Linked DNA regions of Homo sapiens: regions 1, 2, 3, 4, 5 and 6 are each linked to region 7. A link is a loop called in an ENCODE intact Hi-C map of the cell type or tissue named here. Cell type or tissue: mammary epithelial cell. All regions are shown on one strand. Links, peaks and the distances in the headings refer to the core of each region. The heading gives the core; the rest is flanking DNA. Region 1 overlaps CDK6 (cyclin dependent kinase 6). Region 2 has its middle 75 kb from the start of SAMD9. Region 3 overlaps CDK6 (cyclin dependent kinase 6). Region 4 overlaps CDK6-AS1 (CDK6 antisense RNA 1). Region 5 overlaps CDK6-AS1 (CDK6 antisense RNA 1). Region 6 overlaps CDK6-AS1 (CDK6 antisense RNA 1). Region 7 has its middle 130 kb from the start of SAMD9.

Evidence for each region. A loop is a pair of places that touch in the nucleus more often than their neighbours do. Peaks named below come from ENCODE experiments on the same cell type or tissue, not always from the same donor. Only the 100,000 strongest peaks of a DNase experiment are listed, where the experiment ranks them.
Region 1: it touches region 7 in a loop (9-fold over the local background); 9 of 110 quality-filtered maps call a loop at or near these places.
Region 2: a loop joins it to region 7, with 2.3 times the contacts of the local background. A loop is called at or near these places in 6 of 110 quality-filtered maps.
Region 3: a loop joins it to region 7, with 13 times the contacts of the local background. A loop is called at or near these places in 24 of 110 quality-filtered maps.
Region 4: a loop joins it to region 7, with 10 times the contacts of the local background. A loop is called at or near these places in 2 of 110 quality-filtered maps.
Region 5: a loop joins it to region 7, with 9 times the contacts of the local background. A loop is called at or near these places in 4 of 110 quality-filtered maps.
Region 6: it touches region 7 in a loop (3.0-fold over the local background); 4 of 110 quality-filtered maps call a loop at or near these places.

The regions. Positions count from the first base shown.
Region 1 is chr7:92,689,742-92,694,320 of GRCh38, reverse strand. The region is part of intron 4 of CDK6 (cyclin dependent kinase 6); the gene reads left to right. Among named protein-coding and RNA genes, the nearest start is that of FAM133B, 100 kb to the right of the region's middle. In mammary epithelial cell, for the core only: a CTCF peak has its summit at 2,604 (motif pointing left); a DNase peak (open chromatin) is centred at 2,600; H3K27ac peaks cover 315 bases.
Region 2 is chr7:93,040,887-93,045,465 of GRCh38, reverse strand. No RefSeq gene overlaps it. Among named protein-coding and RNA genes, the nearest start is that of SAMD9, 75 kb to the left of the region's middle. RefSeq lists enhancers at 874-1,605, 4,387-4,579. In mammary epithelial cell, for the core only: a CTCF peak has its summit at 1,824; DNase peaks (open chromatin) are centred at 835 and 1,615; H3K4me3 peaks cover 519 bases; H3K27ac peaks cover 2,448 bases.
Region 3 is chr7:92,618,515-92,623,093 of GRCh38, reverse strand. CDK6 (cyclin dependent kinase 6) reads left to right here. Exons shown (of 8, transcript NM_001145306.2): 6 at 8-58. Among named protein-coding and RNA genes, the nearest start is that of FAM133B, 30 kb to the right of the region's middle. In mammary epithelial cell, for the core only: a CTCF peak has its summit at 1,899; a DNase peak (open chromatin) is centred at 1,843; H3K27ac peaks cover 1,633 bases.
Region 4 is chr7:92,878,484-92,883,062 of GRCh38, reverse strand. All of the region lies in intron 1 of CDK6-AS1 (CDK6 antisense RNA 1), which reads right to left. Among named protein-coding and RNA genes, the nearest start is that of CDK6, 44 kb to the right of the region's middle. In mammary epithelial cell, for the core only: CTCF peaks have their summits at 2,426 and 2,655 (motif pointing right); no DNase peak of the experiment used is centred there.
Region 5 is chr7:92,901,984-92,906,562 of GRCh38, reverse strand. The region is part of intron 1 of CDK6-AS1 (CDK6 antisense RNA 1); the gene reads right to left. Among named protein-coding and RNA genes, the nearest start is that of CDK6, 68 kb to the right of the region's middle. In mammary epithelial cell, for the core only: no CTCF peak of the experiment used is centred there; a DNase peak (open chromatin) is centred at 2,062; H3K27ac peaks cover 2,657 bases.
Region 6 is chr7:92,915,004-92,919,582 of GRCh38, reverse strand. It overlaps CDK6-AS1 (CDK6 antisense RNA 1), which reads right to left. Exons shown (of 2, transcript NR_110088.1): 2 at 2,396-2,746. Among named protein-coding and RNA genes, the nearest start is that of CDK6, 81 kb to the right of the region's middle. In mammary epithelial cell, for the core only: no CTCF peak of the experiment used is centred there; a DNase peak (open chromatin) is centred at 2,602; H3K27ac peaks cover 1,698 bases.
Region 7 is chr7:92,986,004-92,990,582 of GRCh38, reverse strand. No RefSeq gene overlaps it. Among named protein-coding and RNA genes, the nearest start is that of SAMD9, 130 kb to the left of the region's middle. In mammary epithelial cell, for the core only: a CTCF peak has its summit at 2,288 (motif pointing right); a DNase peak (open chromatin) is centred at 2,352; H3K27ac peaks cover 1,292 bases.

The DNA of each region.
Region 1 (4,579 bases), core at 155-4,154, 300 kb after region 7:
GACTTTAGAAATAATCAAATGTGACTTCTTGATTTTGTAGTTGAGAAACTAGGGCCTAACAATATAAAATTACTTTTTTGCAAAGTAATAAATATACAAAGGTTATTTATAACTAATATCCAGAGGTATATCTGGATATAAATATTTATTTAAAACTAATATCCAGAGTATATCTGGAACAAAAACTCAGATTTCAAAATCTCAATCAAGGACTCTTTCCCTTAGTCCATCTAGTCACATACCCCCTATACTGTGTGGTGTTCACAGATGACTAAAGATGAGACTAATAAATGGCCGATATTTAGATCATCTTCAGCAAGTAGATGACCACATAAATGATTATGAACAGACGTTTTGTACACTGAGCATGAGGCAACATGGGGTCTTGGTCTTTACTTATTCCCAAGGGTACCTGGTAACTGACATTTCAACCATTCAGCTTATCAACTTGCCATACTCCAATTTCACTATAAACTTCTCACAATCTGTAAAATCCCCCTTTTCTCTTGCCTATTTAATGTGTAACAGTGACTTCACATGACAACAGTGAACTCTACATCAAAGCTGACAATATGACCAAAGCTATTCACAGAGGCTAATTCATAGCACTAACTGCTTTTATGACTGGAAAAGAAAGATTGACTGTAAATGTAAAAGCCTTCAATCCAAGTAGCACAAAAGAAAAAGAATTCTTTTCAACAAGCATCGATTGTATTTACATATTACTCATTATGAAAAATTAAAACATGTTAAAGTATATAATGATGAATTAATTAGAATATACCTGTATAAACTAGGATGCAGGAAAAGTTTAAAGCATAAATGAATAAATTAGAAAACAGATAATAAAATGGAAAAATAAACCTACCAGTTGGTCCTGAGAGTCACCTTCTAGATCACGCCAGCCCACTTTGCTACTAGGTAATAGAGCTTTTGAAAGAACTTGTGGCATATGAGACAGGATCACATAGGGCTGGGAGGGAGTGCTGATCAGGGTTTCTCTGTGAACTCAGCCCATATCCAGTTATTCTCAAGCCTAGGCACCCCCATTTCTTTCTCTACTTGTATCTCTTTCTCTTAACCCAGGTAAGAAAAACAAATACCTCCTATTTATACATGTTATAGGTTCACAGGTAAACAAAAGACAGGGAAAATAGTAACCTGCAAAAAAGAGAGTTTGGGCCTGTGCAAAACAGACATTCCTATTAATAATTTTCCACTATGCAGATTATGTTTATAGTTTGTTTGGTAGGTGAACCAAATATGGTAAAAATACCAACTGAGAAGGGTACAAGAAGTACCCCGTGAAGAGCAAAGATGAAAAAATATTGTGGATGTACCAGAGATGAAAGTGAGTAAAAATACTTGGTTTTCATTCAGAAAATTTTTCTCTCTCAATTTTTTCTTCTACACGAGGAAAATCAAAGAAAGGCTTAGTCCTGTGTAGTTCTGTTAAAAAATGAATTTATTGTAATATTCACAAGGAATTTGTGTTCCTAAGGTAGTTGTTTTTGTTTTTTGTTTTTTATTTTTGAGACACAGTCTTACTCCATAATTCAGGCTGGAGTGCAGTGGCATGATGATCACGGCTCACTACAGCCTCGACTTCACAGGCTCAGGTGATTTTCCCACCTCAGCCTCCAGAGTAGCCGGGACCACGGGCACGCACCACCACACCCAGCTAATTTTTTGTATTTTTAGTAGAGGCAGGGTTTTGCCATGTTGCCCAGGCTGGTCTCGAACTCCTGGGCTCAAGCAGTCTGCCCACCTCGGCCTCCCAAAGTGCTGGATTACAGGCATGAGCCGCTGTGCCCAGCCCAAGATAATTTTCATACTCTTCATAGGTAGCAGTTTCATAGCCTTAGAAATTCAGGCAGCAAGGTACTGTGATTGGTGTATATGGACTTATCTTTGGAGTAAAACAGGCACTCATCAGATAGTAGCTCTTGCTAATTAGCACATGGACTATTGAAATTCCTTCCTGTTAATGCCAATCAGTCAGATTTTGCTACAGAACACATTTTACAGAACTTTCTTTCTTTCTTTCTTTCTTTTTTGAGACGGAGTTTCACTCTTGTTCAGGCTGGAGTGCAATGGTGTGATCTCGACTCACCACAACCTCTGCCTCCTGGGTTCAAGCAATTCTCCTGCCTCAGCCTCCCAAATAACTGGGATTACAGGCATGTGCCACCATGCCTGGCTAATTTTGTATTTTAATAGAGATGGAGTTTCCCCATGTTGGTCAGGCTGGTTTTGAACTCCTGACTTCAGATGATCCGCCCACCTCGGCCTCCCAAAGTGCTGGGATTACCAGCGTGAGCCACCGCGCCCAGCCTACAGGGCTTTCATATGGGAAAGTTAATACTTTTCAGTCCTGTGGGTCTCTTTAAAGCAATAAGATGGCATCCTTCAGTTTACTCAGTGGTTGCTCTTGCTTTTACGCTTACATTTAATGAGTTTTAAAAGTACAGTTAAAGTACTTCCCTGTATTTGACATCTGTGTCTCAGTACTCAAATTTTCTTTTTTATCAAAGGCATTCTTTACATCTGAAGTCTTACATTTCTCCATATATACTTCAGTCTTTTCTTTGAAGAGGTTTACTCCCTCTGCTGGCTCTAACTGTGAAATGAAAGCACGTGTAATCTATATAGTTCTGATTACCAATCTGAGGGATTGCTTGCATATGATGGTATTGCCTTAGACTTTTTTCTAAAATGTAAAATTAAACTTTTGTTTGGCTCCCTCTGATTCTGAATAATAAAATTGCCCAAAAATCTAAGAAATATTTTATATTCCTTTTGAGAACAATATGAAATTCTATGAAACTAACAGTGATTTGATAATTAAGAAATTCTGGCATGCACATTTACAATATGTAATAGGTGCTCAATAAATATTAGTTTCTTGATTGCAGTCATATTTTTATTGTACATAGACATTGTGTGTGTACTTCATTGTAGGAGCAATAAATCACCCATTCTGTTTAATGAAGTCATCTGTGTTTCTGTAGCACTTTCTCAATGCCTTATTATACTTCCAGCCACACAGTATTACAGTTATTTCTTTTTACATTTGCCTAGCTTGACTATGAACTCTTCCAGGACAGACATGATATGTTATTTGTCTTTATAGTCTCAGCTTCTGTCTTGGTAGGTTGATTGCCCAGTAATTATTGATGAACTTCAACATTATACTACAATAAATGTCTTCTCATTTGCTGTACAGACAGCCAGAAAGTATAAGTAATTAGAATTTGTTCTGCACTCTACTTTTATCGTGAAAAAGTAATTGAAAGTAAATAAGATATTTATTCAGAAAAGCCACTACCTGAATGTGAGCATATCTGAACTAATAAAAATAGTATAGTTAATACAGATATATAGCAAGATGTCCTCACCATCTACATCTGTAATAATATATAGTGGTAATTGACTCCCATAATGGTTATACCAAAGCCCTGAAGGATTCTTAACTTTTACTTTCATTTTTAATGCAAAACCAGGTTTTCATATATTTTGCTTGCTTAAAGCAAGATATACTAGCTCTTATTTTTCTTACTAAATTACATGCATACATATATTTCAAATTTTATTTTAGATTATTTGTGCTCAACCCCATACGTTGTCATAGAGTAGTGCTTTTCAACTCGTTTTCCAAGGATCACTAATTCTGTAGAATGTTAATAGATGTTATGTGAGGGGGAGAAAGTCATTCAGCTTTGTAAATGCTGAATTAAATATTTCTTTTTGAACAAAGCTGGAGGCATCATGCTACCCAACTTCAAACTATACTACAGGGCTACGGTAACCAAAACATCATGGCACTGGTACAAAAACAGACACATAGACCAATGGAACAGAATAGAGAGCCCAGAAATAAAACCGCACACCTACAACTGTCTGATTTTTAACAAACCTAACAAAAACAAACAATAAGGAAAGGATTCCCTATTCAATAAACAGTGCTGGGATAACTGGCTAGCCATATGCAGAAGATTGAAACTGGACCCCTTCCTTATATACAAAAATTATCTCAAGGTGAATTAAAGACTTAAATGTAAAACCCAAAACTATAAAAACCCACAAAGACAACCTAGGCAATACCTTTCAGGACATAGGCACAGGCAAAGATTTCATGACAAAGACTCCAAAAGCAATTGCAACAGAAGCAAAAATGGACAAACGGAAGTTAACTAAACTAAAGAGCTTCTGCACAGCAAAAGAAACTATCATGTTTCTTTTGAGTAAACAGCCTACAGAATGGGAGAAAATTTTTGCAAACTGTGCATCCAACAAAGGTCTAATATGGAGCATCTATAAGAAACATACAAATTTACAAGGAAAAAAAACGATAAAAAAGTGGGCAAATGACATGAACAGACACTTTTCAAAAGAAGACGTACATGCAGCCAACAATCACGAAAAAAAGCTCAACATCACTGATCATTAGAGAAATGCAAATCAAAACCACAAGAGATATTATCTCACACCATCAGATTGCTATTATTAAAAAGTCAAAAATAACAGATGCTGGTGAGGTTGTGGAGAAAAAGGAATGCTTATACATTGTTGGTGGGAG
Region 2 (4,579 bases), core at 226-4,225, 55 kb before region 7:
AGAAAGAACAAGCATATGATGCAGTTCAAAGCCAAATAAACGTGATTTCTATTTTTGATCATTGAAAAGTAATCTTTCTCACCACTGCCTTCTGTAAATATAAGGTAATGTGTGTGAGCCACATGCAAGTGGGTTCCTAAATCCCACTGTATATTTAATATTTATAGTAACTTTCACTCAAGAATCTACTCCCATATGTGCTAGCAATCATTTTTCCACTTTGAAAGCGTGAAGAAATTATTCCCATTTTACAAAAGTAAATAAATTTAGTCCTGGAGAGGATAACATTACAGTTCATTTTCATGTATAAATGGCCTTCCCTGCTAGAGACTGAGCACCTCTATGGGAAAAGAGTGGTGTCCGATTAAATGCTAAGGTGAAAAGTCCAGTTCATCCTCTGGAAGAAAAGAATGATATGTCCTTGTTCATCCCTAAGCCTTCCGGGTTGGAATAACGATAACTGGGATTTCATGAGAACCTAGAAGAGTGATCTTGTTTAATGTATTCACTCCCAAAATACAGTTTCTGGACTACCCTCTAGAAGCTTTTATTCTGTTGTATACAAACTCATTATCATTCATACAGCCTAAAATTTCACATAATCATTTGCTGAACACTTTGCAGTTAGGCTTTTTAGATATATTTTTAGTTTGTTCTTGATTTCCCTATTTGTTTTTTTTTTCTTGCTGGGGGAGAGGGTGAGACATATTGAAATTTAATAGAGATGATTGTTAGACAGAATTTTGAAGGAAGTGAGTGTACTCACCCCACCCACTTCATCAGGAGATGCTTCCTCTGTGAGGTGGGATTTGAGTCATATTAATTTGTCCCAGACCACACCAAAATTAAGCTGTTCACGTCTGAAACATTCCATGAATTCAGTTGCGAGGAGGAATTTGTTCAGCCATGTTATGGATTCATATTTCTCTCCTCTCCCAAGAAGGTCTGGGTGTCCTTATAAGGGAGAACGCCTCTGTTTCCCACAGTGTGGAGAGCGAAATAAATACTCTCTCACAGTCAATGCAGAGGTAACTTTTTTTTAATGGATTAAAAAAAAAAAAAAGCAGTTCTGAGAGTCCATCACTGTTTCAGCATCCCCATTCAGAGAGGGGGCTTTTGTCTCTCTCTCAGTGGGAGCTGCCATTTTAATGGGGCCTCCAGCAGGGCCTGGTTTGATGATGTGAAGTAGGCCTGGAAGAATCGTGGAATTTTTTTTTTAATTTAGATTTTGGTTAATTTAACCATACTGGCTTTCAAATGAACTGAAATGTAAAAGTGAATCCACGGTAAATGTCCCTCAGAAGCTGCTACCAGATAATTTCAGCGATTTCTCATCTCTGAAGCTCTCTCATGTGAAAACCAATCCCTTGAAGTTCTAATAGGCATTACCGGCCGTCTACCCCCAACCCCCAATCTATTTGCAAAGATGAAAATCGGGAGAATTCATTCTTAAAAATATGCATACGCATACACAGACACAAACGTGCACTCCTAAATGCTAAATGAAAACATTGCTTTTAGCTGATTGGTGATGCCAAGCCAGGATTGGGATAGCTTTGTGGTAATTCTGGGGTTTCCCTTTTGCCTGAGTCATGAACACCACGGTACATGGAATGCTCCCCGACCCCAGAGCCTTGGGAGTGCCAAAGCTACTCCCCAAGCCCTCGCCCCAGAGGAGGATTCCAAAATCCCCCACAGCACACTTTCTAGATAAAACTGTTGCTCTCAGTAATGAGGCCACAGCCTGCAGAGCCAAACTGGCCCGCAGGCCGCTTTCTGCAGGCCTGGCGCCGGACCTGCTCTGCCCCCGCCCGCTCCGCAGCCCCCGCGGCCACACAGTGGCTGCGCCTGGCAGCTGCGCGCCCAGATGCCAACCGCTGGAATGTGTTTTATGTTCCCGCGTCTCTGCCTGGCTGGCCTCGGGGGAAGGCTCTTCCCTGGCCTCTCCGGCTCCGGCGCTGGGCTGCGGCAGCTGGGGAACCGATGTGCGATCATTTTACACATGAGCTAGCTGTTCACCCTTCCAGGAACTGTTTGCCTGCACTAATTCCGCGCAAGATGCACACACTGAGCCCCTTTGTAGGGCTGAAGGATGACAGTCTCTCCAGCCTAGATTGATTTAGTAAATGACTGACTGCATGGGCCTGAGTACCTGGGTATTCGTGTGTGTGTGTGTGTGTGTGTGTGTGTGTGTGTGTGTGTGTGTGTGTGTGTGTTGACTTAAAGGCGCTCCCTCTTTGCAGAAATAAATGAATTAATGAATTTTTAAAAAGAAGGTAGAACTAACGCATTTTCGAAAAAAGCAAACATCAGGGAATGTGCAGTTTGTTACAACATATCTATCCATGATTCCATTTTGGGGGAATTTATATGAAGATATCCCACAATCGGGCAATCGCCAAACAAGAAAGCATCCTTAATTGAGTTGAAACTGGGGGTAAGGGGACAGAAAAATCGCCCCCATAAAATAATTTCAAATTCAGCCTTGTGTTTCCCAGTAATTGGGCTGTCTGAGGATGAGACTGGGAGTGGAAAAATCCAAGTTAGTCTTAGAGCTGCACTTCTCAAAAGTGGCTGCAAAGGCTTTGAGGTGGTCAGTGATTTGTGTTTATTTACAACAATGCTTTAATTAATCATATTTAATAAGATTTGATATCACTTCATCGGTGGCTAAGCAAAATATTAATTATGATTTAGTTTGTTGACTTACCACTATCAAGAACTTGGATGATGATTTTTTTTAAATCATTTTATCTCTCTGTGCCTTTTCTATGCTTCAGAAGTGACAATGGCATGTTTAAGAGTCTAGGAAACATTTGAGCCTGGGATGAAAAGTCAGATACTGAAGACCCAGTTGTACACATAATGCATTTTTAGAGAAGATACATAAAAATGGACATCCAGCCAGGTGTAGTGGATCATGCCTGTAATCTTACCACTTTAGGAGGCCAAGACAGGAGGATTGCTTGAGGGCAGGAATTTTAGACCAGCCTGGGCAGTATAGCAAGACCCCATCTCTACAAAAAAAAAAAAAGAGAGAGAAAGAGAAAAAAAATGGACATCACTTACAAAGTACACTCTCAATAGCAGATATGCTCTATCTTTAAAAAAAGTTTTGAATTATTAATGTATCACCTTCTTGTTAAAGAAAACAATACCAAAATGTTTAAAATTAAAAGTAAAAATTACCTCCATTCCCACTCCCCTGGAATAATCACTTACAAATCCAACAAGTATCTTTCCAGTCTTTTTAAACACACAAACACATATACTGTATAATATATATGTGTATAAAATATATGTGTGTATTGCATATGCTTGTATACATGCAATATACATTTAATGTACCTATAGAGAGAGGATCGCTTCTTTTTAATGGGATCTTGTTAAACATATTGTTCTATAACTTCCTTTTTACTCAGAAATGTAATCATGAATAGCCTTTAATACCAGTATTATATTATTTGTAGTGGCTCCATAATATTCCAGAATATCAGTGTATGTTTTATTTAGTCCTTCCCATATTTATGGTCATTAAAGTTATCCCAAATTCTTCAGTAATATCAATAATGCTGCCATAAACATCCTTGCATATATATCATAAATTTTAAATATATATTTAAATGCAGCTGTTTTTGTTGTTGTTTTTTGTTTTTGTTTTTGTTTTTGTTTTTTGCCTCTGTGGAAACTGGAACTGTCAACTGAGAAGGGAAAGGCAGCACGAAATGAAGTATAAGTGTTGCATAAAGAATAAAGGCTCAAGTTGCAAAGCAGTGAGTTGGAGTTGGCTTATAGGAACAGAAAGCAGACTCATTAAAAATTGCATTTTGATGTATAATATATTTTTTTCAAAGTCATGAGGCTCTATGTTCTCACAATGTCTTCTTTCAGATAACATACCTGTAGGTGTGCACAACTCCGTCTCCAACTTTGTAACTGAACTGGGCATGGAGTTGGGTTCACTTTGTAACTTTGAAATCTTGATGAGCAGCACAGGAGCCATCATGGCTTCTCTGTAGCTAAGGAGACTGCAGTAGTTGCTACAACCAGTAGCTATATTTGGCTCTATTTCTCAAGCACTGAAATTGAAAATAAAGAAGTATTTTTCCTTCACTTTGATCTCCTTTCTATCTTGCTTTCTTTTATTGTATATTCTTTTTGAAAGTCACCTCATATTCTTACTGATTGGGTCTAGAGTCATTCCTTTATCCATTCACTTATTGATGTACATTGATACATGTACTGAAATACATCAAGTAGAGCTCATTTACCTTCATTATACCAGGAAAAAAAATCACCATTTACCATCTGGGGCCAATAAACCCTTTAAATTTTTTAAAATATTTTCAAAAATATTTTTAAGTCATTTTGCAAATAATTGATAGAAGTAAGAATAAGGGATAGTAAAAAAAAAAGTTAGAAATGTTAATAAGAATTTAAGCATAGCAAATTTAAATTTTCCATATTTTCCTGCTTTTGAAGGTATCTATACCCAAAATAGACGACGTCTTTAAAATTCAACTAACTGCCATACCTATCATGCAGGAGCCTGCAGCATATCCATAGTGTAAATATTGAT
Region 3 (4,579 bases), core at 331-4,330, 370 kb after region 7:
CTTTTAGGCCTCTTTTTCGTGGAAGTTCAGATGTTGATCAACTAGGAAAAATCTTGGAGTAAGTAATAATTATAATTTTACACCAGTGTCCATAGCATTAAAACATTTACAGTGACTTTCCTCTGACATGCATATCATGTGTTTATCTCTTGTCTTTCTTACTTCAAGCAGCTGCTGCAGACAGTGTTACTATTTGTGTGGTGAGTGGAGACATGGTAGAAGTGCCGTTTTATGCAGAGCCCTAACTGCTCTGCTCTGGAAGCTTGTATGTTGCTTGTGTGGATCTTTTTGCTGCTCCTCTTTCTTCGTGTGGCTGAGCTCCAGTTCTTTTAGTTCAAATACATTTTCTGCTTGTGGTCATTTCAAAAGCACCCACCATCAGAGATGGGATGCCTGGTGACCAAGTACCCATCCTTGTCCAGTGAGCTTCCTGTCCCCACTGAGTATCCTTGGTCACCCAGGTTGGTTCTGCGTTGTTTTGTTTTGTTTTCCTGGGCGAAGGATGGTATGCTACACATCTCATTTTTCTTTGGAGCACCAAAATAGAAAATGAGAACCCTAAGTCTTTGGCAAAATAACTCTGCAACTTTGAGAAAGTCATTTAAAACACCTCGTGAAGGGCTTACACAGTGCCTGGCACATAGTAAGCACTTTAAAAAGTTATCTATTACTGTTACTATTAGAGTTCATCATTAATTATTTAACCTTTTATTTCCTTAACTTCATCTGAGAAATGAAACTCTGACTTAAATTCTCTATAAGATCCTTTCTTGTGCTCAAATTCTTTGGTTTCAGTTACATCGCTCCTTGATGATTTACATAGTTTCATTCATGTCTGCATGTTCATGCATGTATGCATTCATGTTTCTAGAATGTAACTGGGGCACTTCTTCTGACAAAGCATGCAGTGTGGCATCCTTTTTTGGTTTTTTGTGTTTGAAAGGCCCATCCAAATTGGAGTGGAGTAGGAAAAAAGTGGGAGTTCTAGACCAAAAATAGCCCTGATCTTTGGTCTGTGACATTTTATAGGAATCCCAGTGATTTTTATGAAATTCGAAGTCTGTAAGACTGAAAAAAAAAAAAAAACCACCCCTAAAGAACAGATTTTCATATCAGCACTGTCTACTCAAGCGTGACTGCTTAAAACAGTTAATAAAACTGGAACCTGATTTTGTTCTTTTAGTGACTAGAAGCAGCTAGACTTCTGTTAATGCCAGTGCTACTGCTGAGTCAGAACATAGTAGCTTTAAGGCCTGAATAACATTTGCTAGTTTTTTATGCCTGGGGGCTTCCTGGGTCCAGGGCAGGTGATGCTACTGCTCCTACTACTGACCACTCTGTACAGTGGATAAATTCAACACAAAGCCTTCATGTTACCCCTGCTTCTGAATGGCAAGTTATTTAATCACTCGATGAACTCCCATCTATTTTTCCCCATGACTGTTGAATATATTTTGTGTGCATGTGATCATAAAGAGGAAACTAGGGAAAGCAGACATACTGATGACCTTCTGTTAAAAGGAAAGAGAATCTTGACTAAAGTCAGCTTGCCAGGACTTGAAAGCCATCACCTTCTTTCCCTTATTTATACTACCTGACAGTTGTGTCTACCTCCAGCACTGATGTCTGCAATCTTGTTAACATTGTTAGTGCCCCCTTAGTACATGAGGCCAGTGAAATGGACCAGAAGGAACATTTGACCGGCATGTTTGACCTGCTTCCAAAGAAAAGCCAGTTCTGCTTTTGGCAAAGTCCTGACAATCGTAGGTTGCCAACAGCAAAGAAGCTGTAGAGTTCTATGGTTTGTGCCTTTAGATTTTACTTTGTGGTTTCTGGCATTGTGTCATCAAAATTATGTTCTGTTTCCTCTGAATGCATTACCTTGCCAGAGAAAAGGGACAATGCTGCACCCTAGCGTCACTGCTGAAGTACTTGAAAAAATATTTCTGTCTCCTCCATCACTGCCATTTATAGATTTTGTGCCCTGTTGGGCTTGCCAATATAAATGTCAACTTTTAAGGCTTATATTCAGCAGTCCAAATAGTGGAATTAAGTGCAAGCATTTTTAATGGACCTATCAGAATTTCACAACACATATTTGGGCCATAAAAGTTCATTCTGGACATGAAACCAAATTTTTTTTAAGGAAAGCCATATTCACATACTCTTTTTTATTTTTTTCTTTGGAGACAAGGTCTTGCCCTGTTGTCCAGGCTGGAGTACAGTGGTGCGATCTTGGCTCACTGAAGCCTTGGCCTTCCGAGCTCAAGTAATCCTCCTATCTAAGCCTCCCAAGTAGCTGGGACTACAGGCACAGGGCACCACAACCAGCTAATTTTTATATTTTTTATAGAGATGGAGTTTCACCATGTTGCCCAGGCTGGTCTTGAACTCCTGGGGTCAAGTGGTCCACTTGCCTCGGCCTTCCAAACTGCTGGGATTACAGCCACCCCACCTGGTCCATGTTCACATACTCTTAAAGGGAAAAACATTTCTGTGTTTAGGAAGATTTAAGCCTTCAAGTAATAGCAAGTATTAAAAGTGAAACAATAGTTTTAGCCTGTGACATCTTAGAGCATTTTTAAGAATGATGTCATAGCTAAATGGAAATAAAATATTGGAATAGAGAGAACGGAACTCACTCTGGACTCTGTGACTGAGCTTGCTATCTGTGACTTTGGCAGTTCATTTTATTCCTCATTCTCAATTTCCCCATCTATAAAATGAGACTAATAACACCTGACTTACATGTCTTAGGAAATTATTACAGGAATCAGAGGAGGTGATAGACTTAAAGTTTTATATATATAGTTATGTGTTTGTTTAAAATTTTATATAAAATTATATAAAGTTATTTGTATATGTACACACATACAAACAGAGATGTGCTGTTCCTCTGAAGGCTTTTGGCATTCAGTTGATCATATACTTGCAAGATGTAATTAGATGTAGATACATTCAAAGCCACAAATAAAAAAGATTTTAAATATTTCTAGGAGTTATTAATATAATCAATTTCTAGCTGACTGGTGAATATACACAAAAATATTGATACACATAGACCTGACAACTAAAAAGGAATGAAAGGAAATTTTTAAAGCTCTCTAACAAGCATTTTTCATTCCCTCCTCTGCCCTGTCCCATTGTATCCAGACACTTACACGTGCATTTCTTTTCATAATTAATAGTGGTATTTTTGGTTTTTTTCTTTTTACTTCTATTGTAGGCTGTACTATTGAACAAATCTATATATTGCTCATTGTCATTTCTATTTATTGCTTCTAGTAAATATGTCCATGAATCTGTCTTTGCCTCAATAATGTAGCTCTCTCAGTATGCCTGATAGAGGCCGAATTACAGTGTCTTCCCCAGACACCCAGGCAGAGAAGCCATGATGACAGGGTTATCTTCCCAGCTGAAGTCTATGGCCTGGGCTCCGTGTAGGTGAGGGAAGGGGAAATGAAGTGCTACAGATCTTGAGACCTGTACCACATCTTCCTGAAATCTGGAAGTACATTCATAAGAACACCTCTTCCTGGGCCTTAGTCCCAACAAGTAGAGGCCAAGCAGAAGACCCTAATGTGGGCCAGCACAATTTCTAACTGTAGTTAAAATTATTTGTTCCAGTATTTGAATAGCTATGTACCCCGTCCACTAAACTATGATTTTATTTTTGGTTCAGAGTTATACAGTCTGTGTGAGAAAGAAGTCCCTGCATCCTCTGATTTTCTCTGTTCAAACCTACTTACGACCTATATGTAAACTATAAATAATATCTATACAATGTATAAGTTATGTAAGTCCATTGACCCATTAATTTTTTAAAGAATCTTAAGTTATACATAGATACAAGCAGTTCATATTTTAAGTGTGGTAGTGATGTATTTCCTATGCATCTTGTATTAATAACATTTTCTAATTATAATAATAGTAGGCAGTGTATTGATTGATAATTGACTGTGTGTGATGTATATCAGGTGCTGTGCTTTGTACTTTAAATTATAAATTTATATATTACTATAAATTCAAATAAAGTATAACTGATCCTCATTACAACTGTAAGTTATTATCATTGTATACATAAAGACACTAAGGGTCATAGATGTTAAGTAATTTGTCCTTACCTGCCAGTAAGTGGCAGGTGCAGGATTTGAACCCAAATCTGCCTATTTCCGAAGCCTGTGCTTATCACTTGCTGTTCTTTCCACATTTCTGATCCCAGAATGGTTTTCAGGGGAAATATAAATAATAGTCTTTTAATTTACTGTTTGCTCACTTTGGAATACCACAGACTTCCTTTTATAAAATCATGTTTGTATAATGCAGGACTAGCACGTTTTAGCCTCATTTTTCCTTCTGATTCTAATGTATATATTTAATATGTAGGGAATTGCTCTTTAACCAAAAATGCAACCAAATTGATATGTTAATAAACCATGTTGGATGAGCATCATAAAATCATGTCAATACTGGGGTGTTCGATCAAAACACAAAAAGCATTCTTGGACATAAAGGAAGATATGTACCAGTATGGGTCTCCTCTGAATACAATAAGTCCTGCTTTGTCACTAAGTCAGAG
Region 4 (4,579 bases), core at 413-4,412, 110 kb after region 7:
TCCCCAGCTATTGTTGTGTTGGAGTCTATCACTCCCTTTAGATCTAATAATATTTGCTTTACATAACATATCAAGTGTTCCCATGTTCCTGCTTGTTTTGTTTCTAATTGCATAGAATATGTTTTCCACCTGTTGCTTTCAAGACGTGTATCTTTACAACTGAGATGAGTTTCTTGTAAGCAGCATATACTTGGTTCATGTTTTCTTTTTTTGTTTTGTTTTGTTTTGCTAATCCATTCCACCAGTCTACATCTTTCAAGTGGAAAATTTAATCCATTTACATTCAAAGTTACTATTGATATGTGAGGACTTATTCCTGACATTTTATTGGTTGACTTATGGTTGTTTTATATATCCTTGCTCCTTTCTTTCTCTCTTATTGTTCATCATTGTGGTTTGGTAGTATCCTGTAGTGGTAACATTTGAGTTTTTATCTCAAATCTTATTTAACAGTGTTGTTTTTTTTTTAATATTTTCATGTATTTTCATCATGGTAGTTATTGTTCTTTCCCTTCTAGGTATAGAATTCCCTTAAGTATTTCTTGTATGGCTGATCTAGTGGGGATGAATTCCCTGAGCTTTTGCTTGTCTGGGAAAGACTTTTATTTCTCCTTCATTTATGAAGGATAGCTTTGTGGGCATAATGTCCTTGGCAGCAAGTTTTTTTCTTCTGCACCTTGGATATATCATCCCATTCTCTCCTGGCCTGTAAGGTTTCTGCTGAGATGTCTGTTGTTAGTCTGATGAGGTTCTTTTATGATACTAGACACTGTTCTCTTGCTGTTTTTATAATTTTCTTTTTCTTTGATTTTTAACAGTTTAACTATAATGTGCCATGGAGAAGACTTTGTGAATCCTATCTATTTGGGGATCTTTGAACCTCCTGTATCTGTACATCTAAATCTTTTGCTAAACCTGGGATATTTCCATCTATTATTTTGTTAAATAGGTCTCCTAACCCTTTAGTTTTCACTTAACCTTCTGGGACACCAAGAATTTGAATATTTGTTTGCTTTATGGTGTTCCATATGTCAGATAGGCTTTGCTCAGGCTTTTTGATTATTTTTATTTTTGTCTGACTGGGTTATTTCAAAAGACCTGTCTTTAAGTTCTGAAATCTTTCTTCTCTTTGATCCAGCCTGTTATTGAAGCTTTTGAATTTTGTATTTCATTCAACCCATTCTTCATTTCCTGAATATCTGTTTAGTTCTTTTTTACGATATCTAAGTCTTTGGTAAATGTCTCATTCATATCCTGGTTTGTTTTTCTAATCATTTTGTATTGCTTTTCAGTATTCTCTTGTATCTCATTGTGCTCCTTTAATATCATTGAATTCATCGTCCTTAACTTCATAAATTTCCGTTTGATTGGGATATGTTGCTGGAGAATTATTGTGTTCCTTTAGAGGTGTTTTATTTTCTTGCTTTTTTATGCTTCCTGAGTCATTACATTGATATCTCCTCATCTGGTGTAACAGTTGTTTCTAATTGTTTTAATTTGCTTTCATAGGGGAGGATTTTCATGAAGATGTATCTATGAAGTTAGTTGGGTAAGGCACTTTGGTTTTGATTCTGGATGCACGTAGTAGTGTTGCTGCTGTATTATTTCTTTGGCTGTAAACAGCATCAGTGGTGTCTGTGATTTCCTCAGTGGTTTAGGATGTGGTTGTTAGTGGAGGCTTGTGGTGAAGTTTTGCTCGGACAAGGATACCAGGTAGGCTAGTCTTCAGGTCCCAGGGATGGCAGTAGTGGGCTGAGTTTGCTTGCCTTGGGCCCCAGAGTGACGTATGCTGGCACTGGTGTTAGCATGTACAAGCCAGCCAACTCATGGGCCTACAAGTGGCCTGCTTGGGTGCCTGGAATGGCAGCAGTGGGCTGGACAGATAGGTGGGTTCTCCATCCCCTGGGTGGTGGGCACGGCATGGGCAATGGAAGGACCAGTGGTGGGAAAATTCTCTGGGAATCAAGCAGTTCATGTTGGTGTTGGTTATGAAGGGCTGTGCAGGCCAGACCTCAGACCTGCAAGTGGCACATACAGCTGGGTGCCAGCTATAGTGGCAGAGGCAGGTTGAGTGGAGCATATCCTGGGAGGAATGCTGAGGTGCCAATGGTGGTGAACTGGGTTGGGCAATCCCCAGGCCCCCGGATGGCATGCTTGGGTACTGGAGGTATGGAGCTGGCTCAGGCAGACCTGCCCTCAGGACCCCCAGTGGTGCCTGCAGGTGCTAGCTGTTATAAGCAGTGGCAAGGTGATCCCAGGCCACTGACAGAAAGGTCAGGTGGGGGCAGCTGTGGCTGCATTGCAGCTCTGCAATGGTCAATGGGAGCAGCCATAGGCAGGTAGCAGGAGGAGCGACAGTGCATACTTCACTTGTGCCTTGCCCTGCAGCAACCCCTAGTGATGGCAGTTGTGGGCAGTGGAATGTCAGTGGGACTCCAAGGATGTAGAGATGCTGAGACTGTTGAGCCCCAGGTCAGGACACAGTCTGGTAAAAGTCAGGCTCCCAAAATGCACCATGCTGCAGCTTCTTAGGACTTGGGGGTTTGTGGGACCAAGCATGAGTTCTTTCTCTGGAGTAATGCCTCACAGTCCTCAGGAAGCTCCCTATATGAAGGGGCTCTACCATGGCTAGAATTGTAGGTGTCCATGGCAGGAAAGTGGACCACTAGGGGTCACTCATTTACCCTTTACCCACATTAGATAGCCTCTCCAGACTCCTAGCCAATGCTAGTTGAACAGGCTGCTTCACTTCCTTCTCCCTTCTTGCTTTCAGTGCCTCCCATCACTTCTCTGTTGAATGTCAGTGAGGCACCAAGGATGTAGAGATGCAGAAACTGTTGAGCCCCAGGGCAAGACACAGTCTGGAAGAAGCCGGGCTCTCAAAATGTGCCATGCTGCAACTGCTTAGGACTTGGGGGTTTGTGGCACCCAGCATGAGTGCTCTCTCTCTCTCTCTCTCTCTCTCTTTCTCTCTCTCTCTCTTTCAGTGTTCTCATTTAGATAATCTATTCAAAGTGTGATTATCTACTCACTATTTTGGTTCCTCTCCATGGAAGAGGTGAATACCAGATACATCTACTAATCCATCTTGAAGCCCCTCCTCTTTAATCCATGTTTTATTGTTTTCAGTATAGGGATTTTTCATCTCCATGGTTAAATTTATTCCTAAGTGTTTTAATTTTTGTTGTTATTGCAATGGGATTGGTTTCTTAATTCCTTTCCTGGATAGTTTATTGTTAGTGTATTGGAACACTACTGATTTTTGCACGTTGATTTTTTGTCCTGCAACTTTATTCACTAATCAGTTCTAACAGTTTTTCAGTGTAGTCTAGGATTTTCTACATATCATCTCATTGGCAAAGAATTCCAATCCTTCTTTTCCTATTAGGATGCCCTTTATTTATTTTTCTTGCCTAATAGCTCTGACTAGGACTTCCAGTAATATGTTGGAAAGACGTAGTCAGAAAGGACATGTTTGTCTTACTCCTGATCTTAGAGGAAAAGCTTTTAACTTTTCACCATTAAGTATGATGTTAACTGCAGGCTTGTCATATATGACCTTTATTGAGGTATATTCCTTCTATGCCTAATTTGTTGAGAGTTTTTATCATGAAAGAGTGTTGAATTTTGTCAAATTCTTTGTCTGCATCTATTGAAATGACCATATAATTTTTGTCCTTTCTTCTGTCTATATGGTGTATCACATTTATTGATTTGTATGTTGAATCATTCTTGAATCCAAAGGATGAATAACATTTGATCATACTAAATGATCCTTTCCAATGTGCTATTGAATTTGGTATGCTTGTATGTTGTTGAAAAATTTTGCATCTATGTTTCTCAGGGATACTGGCCTGTAATTTTCTGTTCTTATAGTGTCCTTGTTTGGCTTTGGGATCAGGGTAACACTGGCCTCATAAAATGGTTTGGAAATACTCCTTCCACTTCAATTTTGTGAGTTTTGCGAGGGTTGTTATTCTTTAAATGTTTGGTGGAATTCAGGTGTAAAGCCATTAGGTCCTGGGCTTTTCTTTGATAAGAGCCTTTTTATTATTGATTCAATCTCCTTGCTTGTTATTAGTTATTTAGATTTTCTATTTCTTCATGATTCAGTCTTGATAGGTTATATGTTTCTAGGAATTTGTCCATTTCTTCTAGGTTATCCAATTTGTTGACATATAATTGTTTCTAGTAGTTTCTTGTGATCCTTTGTATTTCTGTGGTATAAGTTGGGATGTCTTTCATTTCTGGTTCTATTTATTTGAATCTTCTCTCTTTTTTGTCTAGTTAAGAGTTTGTTGATTTTGTTGATCTTTCCAAAAACCAACTCTTAGTGGTATTAATTTTTTCTATTGCTTTTATAGTCTATATGTCATTTATTTGTGCTCTGATGTTTGTTATTTCTTTCCTTTTGCTAACTTTGCGTTTAGTTTTTCTTTTTCTAGTTTCTTTAGGTATAATTTTAGGTTGTTTATTTGTAATCCTTCTTGTGTTTTTGATATTGGTATTCATTGCTTTAATTTCCTTCTTAGAACTGCTTTTGTTGTAGCTCAGAAGTTTTAATAGGTTGTGTTTCCAT
Region 5 (4,579 bases), core at 180-4,179, 84 kb after region 7:
TGCACCGTATGATTCAGAAATTCAATCTGCAGGTATAAAATTAAATGAAATGCATACATATGTGCACAAAATGATAGTTATGAGAATGAGAATATTCCTAGCACATTATTCTCCATAGCACCAAACTAGAAGCAACCCAAATGCCCATTGTATTAGTCCATTCTCACACTGCTACAAAGACATACCTGGGACTGGGTAATTTATAAAGAAAACAGATTTAATTAGCTTGCAGTTCTGCAGGATGTATAGGCTTCTGCTCCTGGGGAGACCTCAGGAAACTTACAATCATGGTGGAAGACAAAGAGGAAGCAGGCACAGTCTTCACATGGCCAGGAGGAGAGAGAGGGAGTGAAGTGGCAGGTGCTACACACTTTCAAACAACCAGATCTTGTGAGAAATCCATCACAAGAGCAGCAACAGGAAAGTCCGTCCCCGTGATTCAATCACCTTCCACAAGGCCCCTCCTCCAACACTGGGGATACAATTTGACATGAGATTTTGGTAGGGACACAGAGCCAAACTATATTACCCATTAACAATAGAATAGATAAATTGTAGTATATATGTATAATGGAATACAATTTAGCAATGAAGAAAACTATATCTATCTATAAAAACATTAATGAACCTCAAAGGTATAACATTTAGCAACAAAAGAGTATATACTATGTAATCTCATTCAAATAAAATTCAAAAACAGGCAACATTAATTTATAGTAATAGGAATCTGTGCCGTGGTTACCTTTGGAGGAAGTAACAACAGGGACAGGAGCACATAGTAGGCCTCTGTGGTGGTGTTAATGTTCAGTATCTTGCTTTGTGTCAAAATCAAGCTGTAAAATTAAATTTATGCCCTTACAAGTCCATAAATTAAATTTAAATTTAATAAGTGAAACAAAAGCTATATCGTTGCCTAAATCAACCAACCATAAAGTCATGAGTCATAAAAATTCCCAAATTACTTTTAATCCTATCATTCCTAACCCTAAAACAGTGAGGCCCTCCTGATAAAAAGACGCACTCTCATTACAGACAGTCCAATGCTCTTCCTGTGCCCAGCACATTATTAATAATTAATAACTAATATTTTAGTGCCAGACACCACACTGACTAAATAGTTATTGTGGATGAATATAGTTAGGGTGGATAATAGTGTGGACTAAATAGTTAGTGTGGATTAATGCAAATCATGCATTAATATATTGAAATCTCCCAATAACCCTTAGAGATGGCTATTATTAAGCTACTCTATAGATGAGAAAGTAAATTTTCACAAGGTCACTATATCAGTCAATATCTTTCATTACAATTAAAAGAGACCAACTTTCGTTTAAGCAAAAGGGAATGTGCTTAAAAGGGCATTGCAGAACTCCCAGAGTTGCCAGGACTGCCAATGTGAGGACTCTGTAGCCATGAACAATACCCCAGATCAAGTAATGGAGCTGGTCCAATGTGAAAACACTGTCTTATTGCCCAGCACTGGTGAGTGTGGCCCACTCTGCCACACTGCCAGACCTGGAGCCCAGACACGGGCACTGGCAAGTCTGCCACTGCTCTGTGGGAGCTTGCCATAACTTCTGCCACCAGCACGACCAGCAAGAATGACTCTCAGTTCCCACTGCAGCAACCAAGTGCTGAGCACATGTTTCATGCCCTAAGGCAAAAAGGAATATATGCACTTAAAAAATCCCAGGTTTGGAAGGTGGCAAGTGGGAATTTGAACCCAGCTGACTTGGTTCCAAAACCAAAGGCTCAAATTTTTGCGAGGCTGTCTACAAACGGGTGATGTTACTTTACCATTTAAAGGACCAAATGAGGCAAGCAAATCCAACAACAAGCAAACCCAACAACACTTCATGTCACTGTGTCACTATCAGAAAGATTCAAAAATGAATTGCTTGACTAATTTATAGACAGAACAAAACTATTTATATGACAAATAGGGCTGCTGGAAATCACCAAGTGCTTTAATAAAGGCAGACAGGGAGGACCCCATATGACAGCTCATCCGAGAACCAGAACTGCACCATGTGGGGCCATGTGGCTGCATGCTGACTCAGAAGAGGGGTGGGGAAGGAGGGCCGCTTCTGATTCACCAAGACCACATCCTGCCCCTCCTTCATTCTTTCCCCTGGAAGCTGCATATCAATCTTCTTAGTGAAATCTCCCCAAAGCATGGGGCTCAGGTATTTTCAGCAAACGTCTGTGAACCTAAGAGTCCCATTTTCCAGGAACATTTGGCCCTGCTTCTTTTCAATGGCATTTAGGTGTGAAGTTGACTATGACTAAGTGTGAAGCTGATAGTCTGCACATGAATACTCAGGGCTTGATTTGGGTTATTTAGTTTTCCCTGTGTTTTCTTGGGCACAAACCAATATCTAACATCATATATATATATATATATATATATATATATATATATATATATATATATATATATATATATATATATGTCCTTTAAAAAACTGGCTTTAGCTGGTTTAAATCAGAAAGAAAATTCTTAAACACACAATACCAGTTAGGTAACAACTTGGGAGAAATGTGTTCTTTCTGACAATCGTGTAAATACATATTCATTATCATCAAAGACTAAACAAGCATGTCATCCTGCTCTGATTCATCTTAGGAAAACATGTGGTAGGCAATTCAAAATCCTTCAAATAAAGAATAAAAAGAGGCAAGGTCAAGTTTTTTGTTAAAGGAAATTTAGTAAAATTAGTGTATTTGTGGACTTTTTAATTTTGTTTGCAGTTTTGAAGGTTGGGGTTTTTTGGGGTTTTTTACTTTTGTTTTGGGCTATCATTATTATTATTGGTTTCTATGAAGGCAGTAGTGGGAGTTAGGATTAGAAAGGTTGTGGTAGTCAATATATGGAGGACTTTGAAAGGTTAGGGATCTGATCTTTATTCTGTAGGGAGGGAGTAATTCATAAAGGTTTTTTATCTACTTTATTTTTACAATTTTTTAGCCAAATAGAACAAAGAGAAAAGTGTGGAAATTTTAAGTAAATTTAATTTTTTAAATCACACGTTATGCAATCACCATTCATGTCAAGAAATAGCTACCAGCACCTCAGGAAGTTCCCTTGTGGTATTTTTAAATTTAAAAAATTATCAACTATAACCAAATAGAGTGAAAACGTAAAACATGTATGTTCTGTTTAACATGTCATTGCCATCAAGGTCAAGAAGTCTAAGATCGAAAGCACCCCAGAAATCTCCTGAGTTTAACTTTGAAATCTCCTGAGTTTAACTTCGAAATCTCCTGAGTTTAACTTCCAAATCACAACTTTCTCCCTCCGCATCCACCATTCCCAAACCATAAGGTAATTGCTACCCAAATATTTGGAATAACCATTTCTTTGTTTTACTTTGTTTTTACCACCTAGGTATGCATTGCTAAATAAGATAGTTTAGTTTTGCCGTTTTTGAACTTTGTTCAGATACAATCATGCTTGATGTTTTCTTTGTTGTTTTGCTTCTTTACCCAACAGTATTTTTGAGGAGTCATCCATGCTGATTCTTGTAGTTCATAGTCAATTTCTTTATTATAAATAATCTGTTGCATGAATATATCACAAGTTATTTATCCATGCTATAGTTGTTAGACAGTTAGTGGTTTCCAGGCTGAGGCTATTACAAATAATGTTAAGGCATTGTCTGTGTGTATGTAAGGGAAAAAGAGAGAGAGGATTAAGATGTATCTAGTAGTACTATGCAAGCTGAACTCAGATAGGGAGGAAAGAATCACGGAATTTAGTTGGGAGACTCAACCATAACAATCAAACATATGAGCTTAGTGATTAAAAAAGAAAGTAAGAAAGGACAGATTCCTAGCAGGAGTTCCCATTAATCTGCATTTTTGCCTGCTTTTGATGCTATCCATAATTTTAAATGTTTGCTAAAATAATAAGGAAAAATTAGCTATTGCTTTACATTTCAGTTCCCTAATTAGTAGTGAATTTGAGCATTCTCTTGTATTTTTTCATCAGACTATGAAAATTTGTGTGTAAATTGCCTATGCATATCCTTTGCCCATTTTTCTATCAACTAATTCTTGTCTTTCTTGCTGATTTGGGGGAACTCAGTAACTTCTGAATATTAATCCTTTGTCTATTACCTATATTGTATAGATATTTTACTTGCATATTGCTTATCTCTGTTCACAGTGTCTTTTGCTGTATGTAAATTTTTAATTTGTATATATGATGACTTTTTTGAGGTGTTACCTTGGCTAGGCTACAATATCTAATTATTCAATTAAACATCTAGTCTTAGTTTTCTTGTGAAGGTAGTTTGCAGATATAATTAAAGCCCTTACTCAAGTGACCTTAAATAAGGGAGATTATCTTAAATAATCTGAGTAAACCCGATTAAATCAGTTGAAAAGCCTTAAAAGTGGGACCGAGGCTTCTCCCAAAGGAATATGAAGTTTCACACTATGATATTCCCTTTCTAAAGACCTTCTCTACTGATTTCAGACTTTCTTAGTAAGCCCCAACAATCACACAAGCCAATCCATATGTGTGTGTGTGTGTGTGTGTCTATCTGTATGTGTACACACACATCTCTATCTTTCT
Region 6 (4,579 bases), core at 195-4,194, 71 kb after region 7:
CTATGCAGCCATAAAAAAGGATGAGTTCATGTCCTTTGTAGGGACATGGATGAAGCTGGAAACCATCATTCTTAGCAAACTATCACAAGAACAGAAAACCAAACACCACATGTTCTCACTCATAAGTGGGAGTTGAACAATGAGAATACATAGACATAGGGAGGGGAACATCACATACCAGGGCCTGTCGGGGTGGGGGGCTAGGAGAGGGATAGCATTAGGAGAAATACCTCAAGTAGTGGATGGATTCGCGGGTGCAGCAAACCACCATGGCACATGCATACCTATGTAACAAAACTGCAGGTTCTGCACATGCACCCCAGAACTTAAAGATAATTTTTAAAAAAATAGAAAAAAAAGAAACACAGAACAATCACAATTAATAGGAAATATGAAGTATGAAGACTTGGAAGTTATAAAATTGATGATCAAGATAAAAGTCTATTAGGTGTGATGGAAAATTTTAACGACAAACTTATAAGACAAACTGGTTAAAAAGGGGCAGAAACAGAGTTGACCAACACACTGAGCCATAGCTTTTTCTGTGTTTCCTTTTATCATGGCTGTGGCTTTCTGACACTCTGCAAAACAAGGCAAATGTCTTATTATGATTGCTAAACAGACTAACCCAGGCTCAGAAATAATCAGTATTATTTGCAAGTGATGGTCACATGTGTGCTCATGCATCCAGAGTTGTAGCTGGCATTTTATGAAATGACACAAAAGATTCTGTGCATCTTCAATTTTCCAGATTTAATGAGTGTCTTTTCAGAACAGAGGACTGTTACAAGAATGGTGGAGAGATATCAGGAAGGTCATTCCCCTTTCCCCTGGGGAGCTTTAAGCATGTATAGTTAGGATGAATCACTTATATCCATGCACAATTAAATAGGTCTGCTGCAGAGCAACCTGTGAACAAATGCGGGTCAAAATATCAGTATGTGTATCCATGTTGAAGTGATGCTGATAAACAGGAATAAAAAGAATCAGGTGGAAGGTTTTCAAAACAGTATCAGTAAAACTGATGAACTTAATTTCATGGGGAGGAAAGGGTAAAATATTCTAGCATATGCAAAGTTATGGAAGTAGAAGCAAATACTTCATCACAGTCTACCTCATCACAGTGGAATAGTATGTTTTATTATTATAATCGTTATTAGTATTCCTATTTGAGAATGGGAGATGGCTGAACATGTAAATTAACCTGCCCCAAGTCACATAGTGAGTTACCAGTGCAGCTAAAATAAGTGATATTTTAGGAACAGTTTACATCATGAAACACTGAAGCTGTATATTTTTTCAATAAATGATAGTACTCTAGGTAGTTCTTAGACAACAATGAGTAGAAACTAAACTATATTTTTAAAGGGCTTACTTAATAAATATTGCAAAAGATAGGGCAAAGAGCTTTCTTATTCCCCTAGTGAAGAAAGCCAGGGTATTTTTTTAAAGGAAGAAGAATCATTAACAGTATTTCCTGAAGGAGAATAAAGCCTTCCAGCCTGCATCAGAATTCCACATTACTACCCGAATTCTAAGATTAAGGGTGTGTTTTACCCACACCCTAGATTTTTGGGAACACAGGCTCAGCATTATGTAAGGTCCACTAAGGAGGATAATGTGACTCTTCTCTTTACGGGAAAGCCCTTATCCTGATCTTATATATATATATATCATATATATATATATATATATATATATATCATATATATATATATATATATATATCTCATATATATATATATATCATATATATATATCATATATATATATCATATATATATCATATATAAAAATCATATATGAGTCATATATATCATATATATGATTCTATCTATATAGCAATATATAGATATATATTTCTATATATAAATATAGAAATTATATATATATATATATTTCTTTTTTAAATGCACTTTATCCTTTAGCCAAACTGCCAGATCACTCAGATTGGCACACATCTATTTATCTCTACTGTCAGCTCCTGTAAATGGTAGCATTTACCCAAGACAGAAAAATCTCCTGGAATAACCAGTATACTTGTTTCAATAATCTGCAGAGCCATAAATGAGAATGATTCAGAATAGAAGAGTAGCTGGTTTCAAATACTATTTCATTTTCCTCCCAGCCCACTACTAGAGTCTAGTACACTACTGTATAGTGTGGGCCTTTGTGGAGGCTTCTATTTCCCACCTGTATTTCTTTTTCTTTTTCCAGCAACAGTCTGCCTTTGTGCCAACTCCTAAATAACCATAAATTTTGTTCTTATAAACCTTAATGAATGCTTGGCCAAGATGCTGTAACTATTGGCTTCTATATTGGAGCATAAATGGAAAGGGGGAAAAAAGTGCACTGTGAAAAACTGGATAAAATGGAAAAAAGATCACAGCAAACCCAAAGTCGCAATTTGCCTTTAATGTGAAGGAGGCCTTGTTTTCACGGTGTGGCAGCTTTCAGGGGTTTTAATCTCAAAGTGGCTGATCAATTTAAGGTAAGTGGCAGGCATTTGGCCTGGTTCCCAGGCTTTGCTTTGCTGCTCTGAGAAAAGAAAGGATTCAGTCAGACACACAGACAAGAGGCATCATCAGCGGCTCCCACATTCCAAGCATTTTAACACAGATTAGGTTGGCATGATTCTACTGTTTACTGAAATCTCCTAGGTGTTGCATTTTTCCTTTTCCTTGCTGCAGTTATCCAAGATGGTTTTCTCAGGTCAAGACCTTCATATGCCAAATAGCTTGCAGTGCTGTGAAGGGAAAAGAAGAGCAGAGGTCAAGACTTCTGATTAAAATGCTATTTCACTTGCTTGCTGCAAAATATGAGACTTCAGACAGCAGGTAATTGAGCACTGAACTTTTTGCCTAAGGCATACATTGAGACAGGAACTGTTTTACATGCATGCCTGAGGGGGAAAAAAAACAAAGATAATTTCTTTAACAAGGACAAACTTAATTCAACTAGGAATGCCCAAAGGATTAACAGGGTGATCTGTAGTTATTCTTGCTTCAGATTTTATAAGCATGAGGCTTACAGATAATGTTGAACAAGATTACAACCAATATAGTCCATTTTTAAATTAATATTTTTACACCATATACTCTTTATTTTTTCAAACAGCAATATTAAATGAGTTCAACAGACCCCTTACCACTGTCTCATCTTCTTAGCAAAAGTTAATTTTTTAATCCATTTGACCTATAACATAGGTTAAATAAAATATGCATTCCATCGATTAAGCCAAAAAACAAATAAATTGTCTCTCATATATTTTGGCTATATTATACCATATAGAAAATTTGTATTTTAAAATACATTTTCACAGTTTTTAAAGATACTTTGCCTTACTTTAATATAATCAAGAACACCTTCCCATTAGTCATCTTCATGGCAGATCTCCTCATGTTTTATTTCTAAGAATTTTATCAAAATAAGAAACTACTATAGATTTTTAAAAGTAATTTTTCTAGCTATTATACTTTTCAAAAGCAATGTTGAATTATTACACTTACTATACCTAGAAATGCCTTCCTAACATTTCATACATTTACATTGACTTATTTCTTCCAAAACTAACACATGGTTGCACTTGAGTAACTTATATTAAGAATAAGTGTTCTTCAAAAAAATTAGCCAGGCATGGTGGCAGGCGCCTGTAGTCCCAGCTACTCAGGAGGCTGAGGCGGGAGAATGGCGTGAACCCAGGAGGCAGAGGTTGCAGTGAGCCGAGATCACGCCACTGCACTCCAGCCTGGGTGACAGAGCGAGACTCCATCTCAAAAAAAAAAAAAGAATAAGTATTCTTGTTTGTAAGGGTTAGCTTAGAAACTAATGCAACTATAACCAGTTATCTTAACTTCAGTTGTTATATATGCAAGTGTGGCTTTTAAAAAATAATATATGACTTTTCACTGATTAAAGAAAAAAAATAGAGTCAGAAAAGAAGCAGCTAGCAACCGTCCTTCTGCTGTTGCCGCATATGTCTTATCAACCTGTGATACTTGTCAACATGTGATACTTGGAACTGCAGCAGCCATCTTGCGAACATGAAAAGAGCCAGCCTAAGAGGCCTAGCTGAAGTGCTGAGGATGGCAGACAGGAAAGATGGAAAAAGTATGGTTTTAAATTATGTCATTGAGCCATTGAACCAACAATCCTGGGTCCACTCAACTTGAGATTTCTTCTTATGTAAGATAATAGATTCCCTTTCATTCATGCAATCATATTTGTTGAGCATCTACCATGTCCCAGACCCTATTCTAGGTGTCTGAAGTAGCTCAGTGAACAAAACACAAGATCCCTACCCTTGTGGAACTCACATTCTAGCCAAGAGAGATTATAATAAACTAAAAACGTTAAGTAAGAAAATTCTATAGTATGTTAGGAAATAGTAAGCAGAAAAAAATTGATAAGAGGAGCATGGCAAAAAGAATCAAGAATGCTAGGATCAAAGGGACAGGTTTTGATGTTGAATAAAGTGAGAATTTGGCTTCACTGAAGAAGTGAGATTTGAACAAACACTTGAAGGAAATGAAGGACTTATTTCTTAAGCCAGTGGAAGATAGGTTGTATTTTTCTTATT
Region 7 (4,579 bases), core at 230-4,229:
CTTTGAAGGATTAGGGATAATATATGTAAACATATTTATTTGCTACTGCCTAGCACATAGTAGGTGCTCAATAAATACTAGGTGCTCAGTGAATAGTGGCTACTATTTTTTATTACTCCTGTGAAGAAATGTAGTCTGGTGCATGGCATATGAAAGGTACTCAATAAAATTAGTTGCTTCTAAAATACCTTTGTCTAAAATATCTACTTACATCTTTTTTGGTCTAACATTTAGACCTAAGTTAAACTCACAATTAACTGACAGTATAAACCAGATTAAAAGAAATACAAAATCATATAAATGTAAAAAATATACAATGAGACACGTTTAAGAGAACATTAAGTCTGATGAAACTGAGTTTATCTGGCAGGCCGACCTTGAAGACCAGCAAAGTAGAAGCAGATTTCCTGGGCTCTGTTTTCTCTTCCCAGCTGTTCCACTTGGTCTTGACATGAGACTAGGCAAAGGCAATCACCAAAACCAACATGCAGAGAAAAACTTCAATCTGGATCTAAAAGAGCCACATGAGGGAAATGCCAAAGGCTCAGTCAAGGGGTGGCCAAGAGCTGAGAACCAGGGAGAGTAATCACAGTGATTAGAAAGATGGAGAGGTTGAGATGGGAGGGCAGAGGAGGGGGCGAACAGAAAGAAATAGGGAGGAGGGGGACTGACTGAGGCTGCTGAAAGGCACCTTCTCATCCTGAAGGCCGTTTTGGGTTTTTTTTTGGAGATGGAGTTTTCGCTCTTGTTGCCCAGGCTGGAGTGCAGTGGTGCGATCTCGGCTCCCTGCAACCTCCCCTCCCGGATTCAAGCGATTCTCCTGCCTCAACCTCCCGAGTAGCTGGGACTACAGGCACGTTCCACCATGCCCAGCTAATTTTTGTATTTTTGGTAGAGACAGGGTTTCACCATGTTGGCCAGGCTGGTCTTGAACTCCTGACCTCAGCTGATCCGCCCACCTCGGCCTCCCAAAGTACTGGGATTACAAGCGTGAGCCACTGCGGCTGGCCATCCTGGAGGCCTTTTTAAAAAAAACTTGTCATGGTAAAATAAAACAAAAAACCCACACAAATTCATACCTTAATTAGTTATAAGGTGAACACCCAATAACTGCCACCCAGGTCAATAAATAAAAGTTTGTCAGCATCCCTGAAGCACCTCCATTAGCCTCATTCCAATCTCAGTGCCCTCCCTCTTCCCAGAAATAACCACAACCTAACTAGCACGGTAATCACTTCCTTCTGTTTCTTCACAGTATTATCACACACAGAGGCATCTTAGACACTCTGGTTAAGACTTGCCCTTAAAAAAAAGAAAAAAAGGACATGTCTCTTAAGTCACCTTTATTCTAGAGACTTCTCTATCCATGTCTTTTCTTTGCAATATATGTGTTGAAGAACTCAGGGCATTTGACCTGTAGAATTTCCCTCAGTCTGGATTTTGCTGAATGCACACTCATGCTACATTTCAACATTTCCTCTGTCTTTCGCAAATTGGCAACTGGATCCAGGGAATTGATCAGACTCAAATTCAACACCTTTGGCAAGTTCATAGGTGGTGGTATGTTCTTTCATTGGGAGGTACGAGATGTACCTCTTTATGTGATGTCAGTAGCCTTTGATGCTTGATGCCTAGATCCATTAATTGATTAGGGATTGAAGAATAATTATATTCTAATTCTATCATTTCTTTTACATTTACTGCCTAGAATACTTTTAAAAAGAAATACTCCTTTCCTTTACTTTAGATTACCCCCATACTATAATTCACACAGAAAAGACAGGATAATTGCTTTGTCTTTCCCTTTATTTTCCAGTTTTCAAAATAATGAATTGTTTCTCTATCATCCTCTGAAGATAACCGATCAGTTTATTTTTCCATATTACTATGAACTCATTAATGTAAACATAGTTGATGGCTCTGGCTGCTTTTATCAGACTGCTCCTGTGTGCACTGAGCTACTCCTCCAGTGTTTTAAGGACAATGACTGATAGCCGATGTCAGATAAGTACTTATTTCTTACCCCTTTGTTCATGGGTACCAATAGAAAGTTGGAGTTGGATAGAGTTGCTAATTCCTGATAATACTGCCTTGATAAAACAGTTTTATGAACCTGGCCTTTACATTTGTACTAAATAAAATGGCAACACTTCCAGATACTGGAAAACATAGAATATTGCAAATTCATTCTAAGTTGATTACTCTCCAAAAATATGCATAATTTCCAAGTTTACTGAAAACAAGTAAATAAACCTTACAGCCTGGGAGTCATGGAAAAATAAATACAAGGCATCCAACCAGCAGAGGGAGTGCAAGTTAACTGACAAATCCCATCTCCCAAGCTCTGTTTTCCTATTGGTGAGTCACTGATAATGTTTTGGAGAGAAGAAAGATACCAGGAACAAGACAGGACATATCTGTGCTACTTTGTTGTCTGTTAGAGGCAAACTACACTGAAAGAAAAATACAACAGTAAGGGAAAAGGTATTCTTTTGAATCTCATGGGAGCCTTCTTTGCTCAGAATTCAACACATTGTTGTCCACAACCTGACTGATAATCATCTTGGAAAATCAGGAAGGAAGAAAATATAATTATCTCACTTTTTACAAATTTGAAACAGAGACATCAAGCAGTGACATGAATTCCCTAAAGTCACATCAGTTGAAGGGCAGAGACTCCACTTAATGTTAAACCTCCGAATCCCATCCTGGTTTTCCACATAGGACCTTAGTCAATGACAACTTTTCAAAAGGGAGAAGAACTTACTAATGCACTTTGTAGCTTTTCTACTTGTCTTTACTTATAATGATCCAGTCAAGGCAAAAGCAAGAGCTTAGGAATTCAGAGCATCTGAGCACATCCTGATTTCTTTGCAAATTTTCCTCTGGGGTTGGTGCTTTAATTTTCAATCAGTCTGAGTCAATAACGTATGGTTGTCAGTGCCATTGTTGACTCTCACAATTTCTTGTCTCAACCTCACAGCTCCTAGAGCTTGGGGCCCGGGGTCAGTGGCAGGGGTTTTGATTTGGGGCTTTCTATGTTAGCATAATAGGGCAGGTCAATCTCTTGTGTATCAGTGAATTCTGGACTAAACTGATCTATCAAGTGTTATAGACAAATGAAGACCTTGAAGGATGGAAAGAGGCTCTCTGGAAGTCTCTCCTGCTTTTCCATTTCATTGAATCCACAGTCTGTTACTTGCTCCCCACAGAGATCCAAATACAGCTGAATAAGAAAGAAAAGTCACATGAGAAGAATGGAATGCTCTTATGATATTTTCAGGCTTCAGTGTATACTGAATTCCATTCACACAGTTCTGCAGGAGGTTTGGCCCATCTTCACAGAGCATGCCACAACTCTTGCTTATTGCAACAGATGTGTACATTTAAGGGCTGACAATAATTACAAGAAAAAAAACTGAGAGCTCTTTGCATAGGATCCTTGAAGTAGGCTTTCCCTTTTTCTTTTGTTGATACTGGTTTTAGAAAAATGATGATAAACCAGTGTTAGAAAGTTCAAATCTTTCCCAATTTGATGAACTTTTAATTGTGCACCTAATTCAAACCAATTTTAGAGATCATAGGGCTACTTCTAACTTTCCAAGAAGCTAATAAAAAGACTGAGAAAAGTTTTCAAACAATCCACCATTATTTTTAAAGAAATAAAATGAATATGGAGATAAATTTTTTATGAAAATAACAACCTTCCCTGGAGACACAGGCTAAAAAAATGAGAGCTTCCTGGTGGTGGCCAGAAATGAATGAGCTCTGTTCTTGCTTTCATTGAGTTTATAAAGAGTACAGTTGATCACTTGCATGTTCATTTGCCCTCATTCTGTGAACCTAATCTGTCTATCCCACAACAGACAGCAAGGCCTTCTAAAGCTTGTTCTTTCCAGGCCAGGAGGCTTCAACCCAGAGGCAAGTTTTCCAAAACATTCAGATCTACTAGGCTTATTTAGCTGAGTGGAGTACAGAGTTAATGAAGTCAAGGTCATTAATTCCATCTTAATCCAATCCAGCTAATCTTGTCCTCCTGTGTGTTCACTGAATATATCCCCACCAAATGGATCCCCACTGTCATTGTAAATCCATTAGTCACTAGGAGGAAAGGGTAGGTGGATATGGATGGAGACTGACTGACTGTCCTAAAATCCTGTCTCAACCATTTCATAGCTATGTAGATTTTAGTAGATTACTAAATTTTCTTGGTGCTGCCATTGTCTCACCATAAAATAGGGATAATTATAGCAACTACCTCATAGGGTTCATGTAAAGATTTAATGAAATTACCCATACAAAATGTCTAACACAATGGTAGACACATAGCAAAAATGAATTGTCAATTTTTACTTCAATTTGTTGTTGGTATTATTGCTGTTATTGTTATTCTTGCTATCGAATGACATCTCAAAGCACATGCCATCCATGGTGCTAATTTTATGTAAGTCTGTGTTGTAGCTAGGATTCCTTTAGCATTGGTACATATTGGCTGTAAAACTCATATCCACAGGTGCATAGATTCAAGAGCAGTCACTACATCTTCCTGAACATGCAGCAGAGCCAGAAAACCTATCTC